Regions from separate parts of the Mus musculus genome. Here regions 2 and 3 are each linked to region 1. The links are chromatin contacts, found by Hi-C or POLR2A ChIA-PET in ENCODE. All regions are on one chromosome and are shown on one strand. Each heading gives the region's core, a stretch centred on a gene start or an enhancer-like site at or near the end of the contact. The rest is flanking DNA. Distances are from core to core; before and after follow the strand shown.

The links. A loop is a pair of places that touch in the nucleus more often than their neighbours do. ChIA-PET counts read pairs that join two places held with the same protein, here RNA polymerase II (POLR2A).
Region 2: a map of T-helper 1 cell shows a loop between it and region 1 (2.8-fold over the local background). The contact joins the promoter of Fem1b here to the promoter of Anp32a in region 1. A Hi-C loop is called at or near these places in 1 of 37 maps with a recorded cell type or tissue (T-helper 1 cell). POLR2A ChIA-PET finds 5 or more read pairs at or near these places in 1 of 5 experiments (Patski).
Region 3: a map of v-Abl transformed pro-B cells shows a loop between it and region 1 (2.6-fold over the local background). The contact joins the promoter of Kif23 here to the promoter of Anp32a in region 1. A Hi-C loop is called at or near these places in 2 of 37 maps with a recorded cell type or tissue (T-helper 2 cell and v-Abl transformed pro-B cells).

Annotation. Positions count from the first base shown.
Region 1 is chr9:62,339,660-62,343,357 of GRCm38, forward strand. It overlaps Anp32a (acidic (leucine-rich) nuclear phosphoprotein 32 family, member A), which reads left to right and starts at 1,684. Exons shown (of 7, transcript NM_009672.3): 1 at 1,684-1,895. The coding sequence starts at 1,842. It overlaps Gm20346 (predicted gene, 20346), which reads right to left. Exons shown (of 2, transcript NM_001378702.1): 2 at 1,843-2,329. The coding sequence ends at 2,265.
Region 2 is chr9:62,810,073-62,813,770 of GRCm38, forward strand. Fem1b (fem 1 homolog b) reads right to left here and starts at 1,576. Exons shown (of 2, transcript NM_010193.4): 1 at 986-1,576. The coding sequence starts at 1,233.
Region 3 is chr9:61,945,070-61,948,767 of GRCm38, forward strand. Kif23 (kinesin family member 23) reads right to left here and starts at 1,730. Exons shown (of 23, transcript NM_024245.4): 1 at 1,543-1,730; 2 at 281-350. The coding sequence starts at 1,553.

The DNA of each region.
Region 1 (3,698 bases), core at 434-2,933:
TCTGTCCCTGTCACTTGAGCTCTTGGCTTCTTAGCAGAGGAGGTAGAATGGACACCTCCTTGCTCCGATGTGTTTTGAGAGTTATTCCTTGGAAAGGACTCTCTCACAACACTGCTGATAGCAGGTCCTCAACTTCAGTGTTTAAGAAGCAAGCGAGCATTTACCATCCAAAAGAACAAGAACTTCAAGACTTCTGCTATAACAGATTTTGTACACTACACCTTCTTAAAATATTTGTAATGAAAAACTATTATTGCTTTAAAAACCTTATCCAGAAACATGAGCTGATACATTGGCAAAGAGATAATTTGGAGTTCTTTGTGTTTTTAAAAGGAAACAATACAATTGAAACATTCCAGATATACAGCCTTTGTAAAAATTAACAAAAATCTAAGGATAAGAAATGTCAAATGAACAACGTAAAGAAATTACATATTTACCCAGACGAAATGGTTTTATTTTGTACTTCCAGCTACTTAGAATAAACATTTATCAGCTTTCAAATCCATTTGTTTGATCTAAAAGAACTAACTAAATAAAATACTTAGTTCTAATGTCTCAAAAAAAGAATTACTTTGGGGGTGTTTGCAGAAGCGTGTAGATGAAGACACATAGGAAAAGACACTATGATAAAGTTGTGTGAATAAAATTAAACATGTATCCCGTAATTTGTTCACAGCCGGACATCCACATAGTACCATGAGGTCCGAGGGCTGCCCATAGGAAGCTGGTAACCCAATGGGAACCAGGGCTGTAAAGGTTTCTTAAAAAACGTAACGTGGTCGAACAAAAACAAAACCCAAAGCAACTGTAAGACCTGGCGTAAGTGCCCCCAGTTAGCGACTCTTTGGCAATGCAGATCCAACCAAACGATTAGAATGAAACGTGCAACGCTCTCTCTCAAAAAATCCTATAAAGCCCGTCAATTATGTTCGGCTCTGAGAATCGGCAGTTCCCAGCACCTTCCTTTTCCACTTTTTAATATTTTATACAGTTCTCCATCTGCGGCCTTTCCATTCATTAATTGCCCTATACAAGATCCCCCCGATGACTCTCGGGGAATTGCTTCTTTTAAGACAGGGCATCAGATTGCCAAGCCTCTGGGGTCGAGATCGCGCCCTCGCTCCTTTGGATGTGGGAGCGTCATGCACTTAAGACTTGATTATTTAATTGCGGAGATGGGAGCAGACCGGTCGGAGGGGTTGTGCCAAGTGGGCATCCCGGGGTGTGTGTGTGTGTGGTGGGATTTGTCCTTCGTGCGCTCCAAAAATGCGCGCCCTCCTTGGGCCTGCCTTGTGCCCGCGCGCCCCAGGCCTCGTCCGCCCGCCCAGCACCCAGAGGATGCCCCCGCAAGGACCCCGCCCCTCCCGTGTCCACGCACCTGCGGCCCCGCCCCCGGCCACGAACCTTCAGGTCCACGCACCTGCCCTGCCTTCCCTCCCGCCCCCAGCGCGCAACCACCAAGGTGCAGCCGCGCTCCTCTTCGGCGGCCCCGGTATCTAAAGGGGTCCGTCTCCGGCACCACAGCCAAATGGCTGAGCCTCCCTGGCCCGCTGCGCAGGATGCCCATTGGACCCTGCCCCCCGCCGCCACCACCACTATTGGCTGGCGTCCGAAGCCTCGCCATTTGATTGGCTCTTGTTGCCGCCGCTCCACGCAAGGAGCCGCAGGTCCCGCCTCTACGGCGATCAGGTTAGTGTGCGCCGCGGGTGCTGGGGGCTCGAGAACCGAGCGGAGCTGGTTGAGCCTTCAAAGTCCTAAAACGCGCGGCCGTGGGTTCGGGGTTTATTGATTGAATTCCGCTGGCGCAGGATCCTCTGCAGAAAGAGAGAGCGCGAGAGATGGAGATGGACAAACGGATTTATTTAGAGCTGCGGAACAGGACGCCCTCTGATGTGAGCATTTGCCAAAAATATCTCTGTCGGTCCATTCTCCTACTTTGTGTTATGTGTGCGTGTGTGTTTTGGGGGGAAGGCACTTTTTTATGGAGGGGGGCTCCGGGGAAGGTGTGGGGTTTGGGGTCTGACTGCAAATGAATTGCAAGGTTGGATGGCGGGGGTGGGGGGGGTTGCAATGCCACCGGAGCATGTTTCGTCCGCCGTCGCTGCTGCCCTTGGTGTGTGACTGACTACCTGTGCGTGTGCTCCCGCGTGTGCGGGTATGGGTGCGAGGGTGTGCGTGCGAGTGTGCACCCAGCGGGGGGCCGGCGGGGCGCACGCGTTCGGGTCGGAGGGAAGGCGGCAATTTCACCCTCGTCCGAGCTCTCAGCTCCCACGACTTGCATCTGGATGGAAAAGATGATCGAGGGGAGGAGAAGATGGGCTGCCTCCTGGATTAAACAACAAAAAGGGGTTGTTATATTTTAGAAGCGTAACCCCCTTTCCGCCCCCTCCCGCGCCTGCCCCCTCCCTTTGCAGTCTCTTTCGCTCGCTCGCACACAATAAGTTTTGGGCTTCGCGAGTCCGGTATAGTTTCTGATCAATGTAGCCCGAGGACCCCGGGGAGAGCGCGTGGGGACCCGACTGCTGCGGAGTTGGGAGATGGCTCGAGTTTAAAGCGCGTCTTCGTTTCTCTGCGGGGATGAGGCGAGAGGTGGGGAGCCATATTTGTAACTTTGTCGTGTTCGTGAACGCGCCCTTTCTCTCCCTCCCTCCCTTTCTCTGTCTGCCTTCCTTCTCCTTTCTCTCTCACTCTTTCCACCCCACCTTTGGGCCAGATGCTGTCTTTTCTCCCTTCTTCCTCGCGGAAAGGGAGGGGGGGTACCTTAGGTTAAGGGGGAGGGATTGTGAAGTGTGCAAATGCTCAGATAATCCTCGCGCCTCCCCAACCACGAGCGTCGCTAATGTAAGTTGCCCGGAGGCTGCGTCCCGTTCTGGCCCCCGGCTCCCTCCCCAGATGCCAGCCTTGGCACCCTGACGCCTCATCGGCAGCAGACACCCCACCTTCCCGGTCCTTGCTTCTCCTGGGGTGGGCTCCCTGGCAGCCATTCGGCGCTTGGTTAATAAATGGGCACGAGAAACTTTATCAGAACCCGAGCTGCCCAGAGCTAGTGCCGCTGTGGGGACCGACCCAGTCTACATTCTTGCGGGCACGGCAGGCACGCAGCTCTGGGATGGGCAGTTCGTCTGGCCGTAGCCGTTATGGATTGGGCAGCGGCGGGAGTATGGCAGGAGGAAACTTACACCGGTGGGAACAGGGAGGCTGGGCGCGAGCCCACTGCAAGGGGAAGTGAGGGTTGGTGGGTGACTCGAAAGCTACTGTTTATTTTTGTCTCCCTCTCGCTTTCACGCACTCGTGTTGTCTGCGAGTTGACCCATTCGAGAGACCTTAGGGTCTGCGGTGGAAACCCTAGCCAACTTCCCCTCTAGGCTCGGTAGTAGGGAGCAGGAGCTCGCGGGCGGGAAAGATCTCGGGTCTAGCCTGAGGGTCTGGGGCTCGGGCGAGTTGGGGGCTCGCGTAGCACGTTGTGCTGACCTGTCGCCCCTCCAGCCACTTGACCCCTCGAATCCTGACAAAGGCAGGCCTCATTTCCTCTTTTCTCCTAATTCCTCCTTCTAAACCTGAGTAAGACTTTTGAAAACAAGCTCCTTTCTGCCGACCGCCCATCCTCACGCAGCTGTGCACTGGAGACGTGCTACAGCCTTATGGCGCGCAGGGCGGAAGGAGGGGGCACCCCTAGCACCAGGACTTGCCGCGGG
Region 2 (3,698 bases), core at 326-2,825, 470 kb after region 1:
GAATATAAGAATGCTTCCAAACAGGCTTTTTTGGTCAGGCAGTTTTTACTAACCAAAACTAAATTGCATTTCTATACGTAGATTCCACCTACTGCAAAAGAAAATGCTAAACTAGTAATAGCTTATTCATTTACAGGTCAACAAAAACCAATGTAAACAAAGCAAACTGAATACAGCTATATTATGCCAATCATTCCGCAATCGTTCAGCACAGGAAAAAAAAAAAAGGTATCAAACGTGACGACTCTGTTATCTTCCTCCGCCCCCCAAAAATATGTACAATTAACCTCAAATGAAAAAAAATATTAGAATAATAGTAAATAGTAAATTTTTGAACAATGTTAAGTGTTTGTGAAACCTTCCCACTGTATCACCCTATACATGTAATTTAGCAATGGCGTAACTTCTACGCCAGGCCCAGAGCCACCTGTACAGCCAAAAATATTGGCCAGCATTGTGGGAGAGTCAGAACCGTGCCTAGAGATGCCCAGCTGCATGACAAGATTCTAGGGGCTTATTTTAACAGATAGTCCCACGACCTGCTTGAGGCTCGATCCGACCACGGGAGGGGGGGAGCGGGAGGAGAAGGGATATGGAGAGGTTAAATGAAGCATCAAAAGGTCCTCAATTTTAATTGTTGATCTCGTTAATTTCCGATCTAGGTTACTACGCCAGTGCTGATATAAAGATACAAAAACCTAGATGGGCAGCCACCACTCCGACAGTGCGTGTTCGCTGACTAATGAAGACTATAGATCTCAAGACCCAGGGTGTGGCTACCACCTACAGGGGGAAAAGGGTAGGAGTCGATAAGAAAAGGCAGCAAAGCATAGCTCTGGGAGACGAGGTGGGCATCAATGGGGGTGAAGGGATATGAAAAAGAACTGAGTCCACACATGAAAACAGGGTTAATGAAGGATGAGAGGATCCAGGGCTTGGGAGGCCCGCGCGCGTCGGAGGGAGGATGGAGTTGGGATGTACCTACCCGTCGAAGCGGACGGTGCCGGTCTGCTGGGTCTGCACACGGTAGTGTTCTAACAGCAAGCGCACCACCTTGGCGTGCCCATTGCGGGCTGCGATGATGAGGGGTGTGGAGCGCTGTCCTCCCTGCTGACTGACATAGCCCAGCAGGTAGCGGATATCGCTCTCTGACCGGTTAAGGAGCAAGGCAGCCAGAGTGAGCACCTTGCCCTCGCTGGCCGCCTTGTACACATAGCCAGCCAGGCCCTCCATGGCCGCCGCCAACTCCAACACCCGTTTGGTCGCCACCGCTGCTGCTGCCTTGCGCCCCCGGAGGCCGCGTCCACCAGCACTTCAGACCCGGGCCCTCACAGCCCATTCAACAGGGCGCCGCCGCCGTGTCCAGGCAGCAGCGCGACCCAGGGAGGGCGGAGACGCAGAGGTGGCCGAGCACCGCCGGAGGCACAAGTGGGACCCGGCCCGGGCGGGGAGAAGGACGGTCAGGGCCGCCCCCGAGGCCCCAGGCACCGGCCCTGGGCCGAGGGGATCTCCATGGCGGCCGCCGCCCCGGGTCTCAGGCCGCCTCCTTCCTGCGGGCTGCGACAGGCGCGCGCCCGAGCTACGGGTCGCCGCTGGGGTCTCGAGAGGCCCGCGCACGCCCTGGATAGCGAGCGATGTGCACGCCTGCCCGCGCCGGGCCGGAGGGTCTGGAACGGCCTCCACTTAGCTCCTCGCCGCAGGAAAACCGCGGGCACTCGCCCACCGGCGATCGAAAGGGTCCGCTGGCGAGCGGGGCTCCCGTGAGCCGCGCGTGGGTGTTCGCGGACCGCGCCGGCAGCACCAGCACCGGAACTTAGGGCGGGAGGAAAGCAGCCGCCGCAGACGGAGCCGAAGGGAGGGAGGGAAGGCAGGAGTGGGAGGGACGCTTAAGTAGGTATTGCTTCCTAAACCGACCGGCGGGCAAACGAGGCTATCCTAAAGAAAGGTTCCGCTGTGCGCAGTTAGCTGAGCTCTGATGCGGGTTTGAAAGTCCCTAGTGCCCTTGACGCAAGTAGCCATCTCGCCCCCACAGGACCCTAGGATGCTTAGTCAAGGCTGGGGGCGGAGAGAAGGCTACTGAATCTACGGGCTAGAAAGCACATCCAGTTTTATGATTATTACTGTGGGATACTGTCTGCCAGTGATTCACGCGCGGGGGCGCGAGGTGGGGGCCACAGGAAAAGGGGAAAGAGCACCCAAAAGATCCATTTTTGAATAAGGGCTATTATGAGCCTCCGAAATTTGGGAGGGCGAGAGCCGCTTCACTGAAAAGCAACTGAAAGCCTCACCAGACCTCCCAGGAAAGGGGATTAAGTGTGTAAGATAAAGAGCTAAGAGGCAGCAGTCATAGCCAGATGGAACCAGTCTCTAGTCCTGACCCTGCAGAACCTCCGCTGTCTCACTTACACGTCACAGAATTGTTAGGATTTGAAAAGAGCATTTATCCAAAGAATGCTATAAGCCATTCACGTACAAGGCTTTGGTTAGCATCAGAGATTTCTTCATCTAGGCTAGGCCTTTCTCTCCTGGGGCTTGTGTGGTTGTGTGGAGAAAGCAGACAAATAAATGATGTAGAGTTGTTGGATTCATGTCATTACTATGAAACAAGGGCTATGGGTGTGGACTAGGAGACTTCGCCTGGGTGGTCAGAGAAGTCCTCTGTAACAGGTGCCTGAAACAGAGGCTGGACAATGGAAATAGTTCAAAGATCCTGAGCAGAAGACAGATGGTGAGCTCAGAACAGAAGCAGTGTGGCTGCTGACTGTAGGAAGAGTTCTAAAGGATTAAGTCAGCAGGATGCAAGTCATGTGGCCCAGTGACCTATGCAAACGGTTTGGTTTACTCTGGGATTGCATTTAGGGAGTTTTAAATAGAAAAGTGACAAGATGGCGCTTTTTTTTTTTTTTTTAAGATCACATGCATGCTCCCTAATGTGTGCAGAACATAGCCCAGGAAGCAAGAGTTTAGAAGTTCAAAGGCCAGTTAGGAGAGGCTGGGATTAAGTGGAGGATAAACCACTTCTCAGATTATCTCCTAAAACAGTTACCTATTTTCAGATCCCTATGCAAATGTCGGGGGGAGGGGGCTTACACTATTAAAAAAAACAGTCTTGGAAATAAGAACTGAAGATAAGATTTCCTTTTTAATATTTATTTCTGTATTTTATGTATTCGGGTTCTGTGTCTGCATGAATGCCACTGTGCCTTCAAAAGAAATTATCAGGTCCTACTAAAGATTGGTTGTGGGCCAGCATGTAGTGGAAGAGAATTGAACCTGTATCCTCTGGAAAAGCAACCACTGAACCATCTCTTAAATCCCTAACTTCTGCTGACATAACTAGTAGAAGGGAAAGCTGGCCTGTTTTTGCGCTGGGACTTCAGGTTGTAAGAAAATCAAGTGTTTTTTAGGCTGTGCTGGCTAGTTGTGAAGGTTTTGAAGGGGAGTGGTTTTTTGTTTTGTTTTTGTTTTGGGAGGCTTGGAGGCTGTTTTGTTGTTGTCTTCTGTTTTTGTTTGTTTGTTTCCTGTCAACTTGACAGAAGCTAGAGTCATCTGGCAAGGCAGAATGTCAGCAGAAATAAAACACCTCCCTCAGATTGTCTGTAGGGAAGTGTGTAAGGCATGTTCTTGATTATTGATGGGGATGGGGGCTCAGCCCATTGGGGACAGTACCAACCCTGGGCAGGTGGTCCTGGATGGTA
Region 3 (3,698 bases), core at 480-2,979, 390 kb before region 1:
CATCCCCACCCCAAAGAGTAGAACCTGCTGGGAGAGACCATTTAACCTTTCAAATCTAATTAGTGATAGTAGGTTTGCAGTCAACAACTAAAGAGTCCCTTTACAGAAAGCAAACTTCCCAGCTAAACCCAGCTTTATACAATTCAGTGCATCGGTTTAACTGCGTGCTCTTTAACCCGACTTTCATATTGCTTTCCTCCCCTTTCAAGCACACACATACAAGAAGTGGACTAAAGAAAGAAAATACACACACACACACACACACACACACACACCTTACCCCCACTGGATCTTTAAGGTTTGTCTGAGATCCTTTTTTTATTACAGGTTTTCTGACCGTCTTAGCCTTCCTGGTTAAAAAGAGAAAAAAAAGCCATAAATTCAACACTAACATAGAAGACATCACAAATTCTAACAATGAACTTCCTAAGGCTTAAAAAAATCATTTCCCAGCAATCTCAAATACCGCACAGCAAATAACATGTATATAAACAATAAACTGTACTCGAGAAATGTGGTATATGTAATTTAACTCATTAAAATTTCAATTGGGAAAATACACTTTTGATACCATTAGTACTCAGTGGAACTTTTGTTTGTATTTTTTTTAAGTGTTGGAGTGCAAATTCAGAGATTTGCTCATGCTATGTAGGAAGATTAGATTATTCACAATGCTGAAATGTCTTGCTATTTTAAGTAAACAATATAAAAAATTATTTTATTTCAACATTCTCTATCATTTAACTTTTTTTTCCTTTCTCGTTTATAGGCTACAAGAATATTTAACACAAATTAAACCAAAAGACTCGTTTAGACTGTAGATTATTAAAGTACTTTTCTCAATAGAGTCACACGTAAACTAGAAGCAAACCAGAGTCCAGCGATATACTAGGGTAGGTATCCTTAAGTAAATATAAAGACTGACGTTTCCTCATTTTAAAAAGTTCCGTTTTTTTTTTTTTTCGTGTGTGTGCGTGTGAAAGTAACGATTTCTAAAGCCAGCCCTCCTTCGCAGTAAAAGTGTAACCAGGATGTGGCTCTCCTGAAGAGTCTAGGAATACTGAGGAATGTGGGCGTGGGAGATAGAGTAGGCGTGTGGGATGGCCTGGGGACAAAGATAGCGCAAGGTGGCGGAGCTGCAGAAGGACCCTGACCTCAAGGCTAGAACTAGGGAAGGGATGCCGACGGAGCTGTGGAGGCTCAACTCCCCCAAAGTGCCAGCGCGCACCCCGGCTGCGCGCCGCCCGGGGTCCCCAGACCTGCCACCTGCGCAGCGGGCGGGGAGGAAGGAAGCTGGGGAGGGATGGGCAGCCCAAAGGATGGCAACCCGAGGAGGTGGTGGCAGACAGCCCCGGATTCGGAGGCAGCCTTCGCGGGCTCAGAGGACTGGGAGGGCGCCGGCACACCAGGGTCGCCAGCCACCAGAACTCTGCAGTGCGGAGCTTCGGCCTACACTGTACTACGGACTCAGCTCCCGGGCAGTCCCCAGTCTCAGCGTGAGGAGGGCGGCGACCCCCACGCAGTCCTCCCACCAGTACTCACGCTGACTTCATGACCGCAGGCTCCGTGCTATCCTGACGCGCGCGCGGGACGTCGGGCTCCGACAGGAGCAAGGCTGGCGGGAACTAAGCCGAGCAAACCACGGCCGCGGGGACCAGGACTCAATCTGAGGAGAGCCCGGCGGCGACGCTGCAAGCCCAAGTGTGCGCCCGCCCGGCGCATTTCAAACAGGCCAATCAGCGGCCGCCTGCGGCGAAGGGGCGGGGCCTCGGGGAGCGCTGGCACGGCCAGCAGGGGCGCTCGTCTCCTTGGCAACCCAAGGGCGCCAGCCGGAGGCTGAGGAGGGCAGCGCTGGAGAAAAACCTGAGAGGGGAAATCCCGGCCCTTCCGCCCTTCCGTTCTGACGCAGAAGCTGAGATCTCCCAGTCTTTGTCCTGAGAACCTCTAAGGAAGTAAAGCCTTGGTCGGGCATGTTCTAATTTCAGGCTGGCCGCTGGCTACCACATCATCTTATTCATTTTATTGTATTTATATTTTATTTTTACCTTTACTTTTAGTTCTACGTTTACATTTTATCTTACTTTTGATATTTATTTTGAGACGAGAGTATCTTGTATCCCAGGCTGGCCTCACACTTACAGTGAGGACCCCAGAATGATCTTGAAGACTATACCAACTTGGCAGACAACCTGTTGTAAGTTCCTTTCTCTGGATTCTCCAGTTCTCTCTCTCTCTCTCTCTCTCTCTCTCTCTCTCTCTCTGTGTGTGTGTGTGTGTGTGTGTGTGTGTGTGTGTGTGTGTGTGTTTCATGGTGCTAGTGATCAAACCTAGAGCCTCACAATGTTAGGCAAAGGTGATACCACTAAGCCACACATCCTTAACCTTCAAATTCTTGATTTTGATGTTTCCTGGATATACAGAGATGCATAAAATCTACCCACTGCCCTTGTGCAACCACCGTTTACCCTTTGCCTTCTACAAGTTGATTCTTTCTCATTTAATCCCAGCCCCCATGCTGACGATTCCCCAGGGATGTAGCCACACCTGCGTTCTGTGACTCAAGCTCCACTTAGAACTTCCTTTAGGGCCAGCACTGATAAGGATAGCCAGTTTAATATCCATAGTTAATGTCCATATTACTGGACATTAGTCTTTCCAATATTTACTGTTGCAAACTGCTTCGATGAATAAACCTGAAAATGCATCCATGGATAAATTTCCAGAAGCAGATAGAAAGCTACCAGGCTTTGCCACCATCACTTTCCAAAACCGATCCATTTGACTGCACTCTCACCTATAAGTCACAGGTCTGGGAGAGCCCTAGGGTGGGTCATCGCCCTTTGCTTGAGACCCTCAGTGGGGCCCTGAGGCTAGTCTTCCTGTTCAGTTGCGTCACCTCTCACCTGTCCCAAGCCCAACGCTCATGCGTGGAACGTTTCTGCCCCCACACTCGAGTCTCTCTGCTGTCTCTCAGCCTTCCTTTCCTCGGAGAATGCCTCACCTTCTCTGGATCCCAGAGCCCCTGCCGCCCCTCACTGCACCGTTGATTTCAGCATCACCCCACGCGGTGCCCGGCCCCTGTTTACGGAGTCCTCTCCCAGCGTATCCTCTTCAGCCTCGCTAGATGGCACTGTTGCACGCTCGGTGCTTACCACTATGGGCATGGCCCTAAGCGTTGAAAGCGGTGGAGGCTCTCACTGAAGGACACTGGAGGGGCTCTCCCATGCTCCATCTGTAGCTTTGACTCATGCTGGGTTTTCTCTCTCTTGCTCCTGTCCATCCATAGTAAGGCTCTCTAACTCATTCGTTTTCTTTTCTTTTCTTTTTTCTTTCTTTCTTTCTTTTTTTTTTTTTTTTTTTTGGTTTTTGGTTTTTCGAGGCAGGGTTACTCTGTGTAGCCCTGGCTGTCCTGGAACTCACTCTGTAGACCAGGCTGGCCTCAGAAATTCACCTGTCTCTGCCTCCCAAGTGCTGGGATTAAAGGTGTGCACCACGCCCACCCTCCTACATGCCCTTTCTAACCACCCCCCCCCCCCCCCCCCCCGCTTAAAAAAAAGACAAAGGAAAAAAAGAGAGAGGGGGGGAGAAACTCACACACACACAGAAATCCACAAAAACACAAACTGGAGACCATCATATACACATAAAAGCTCAATAAAACAAACAAAAAATAACACACAAAAGTCCAATATGCCTTA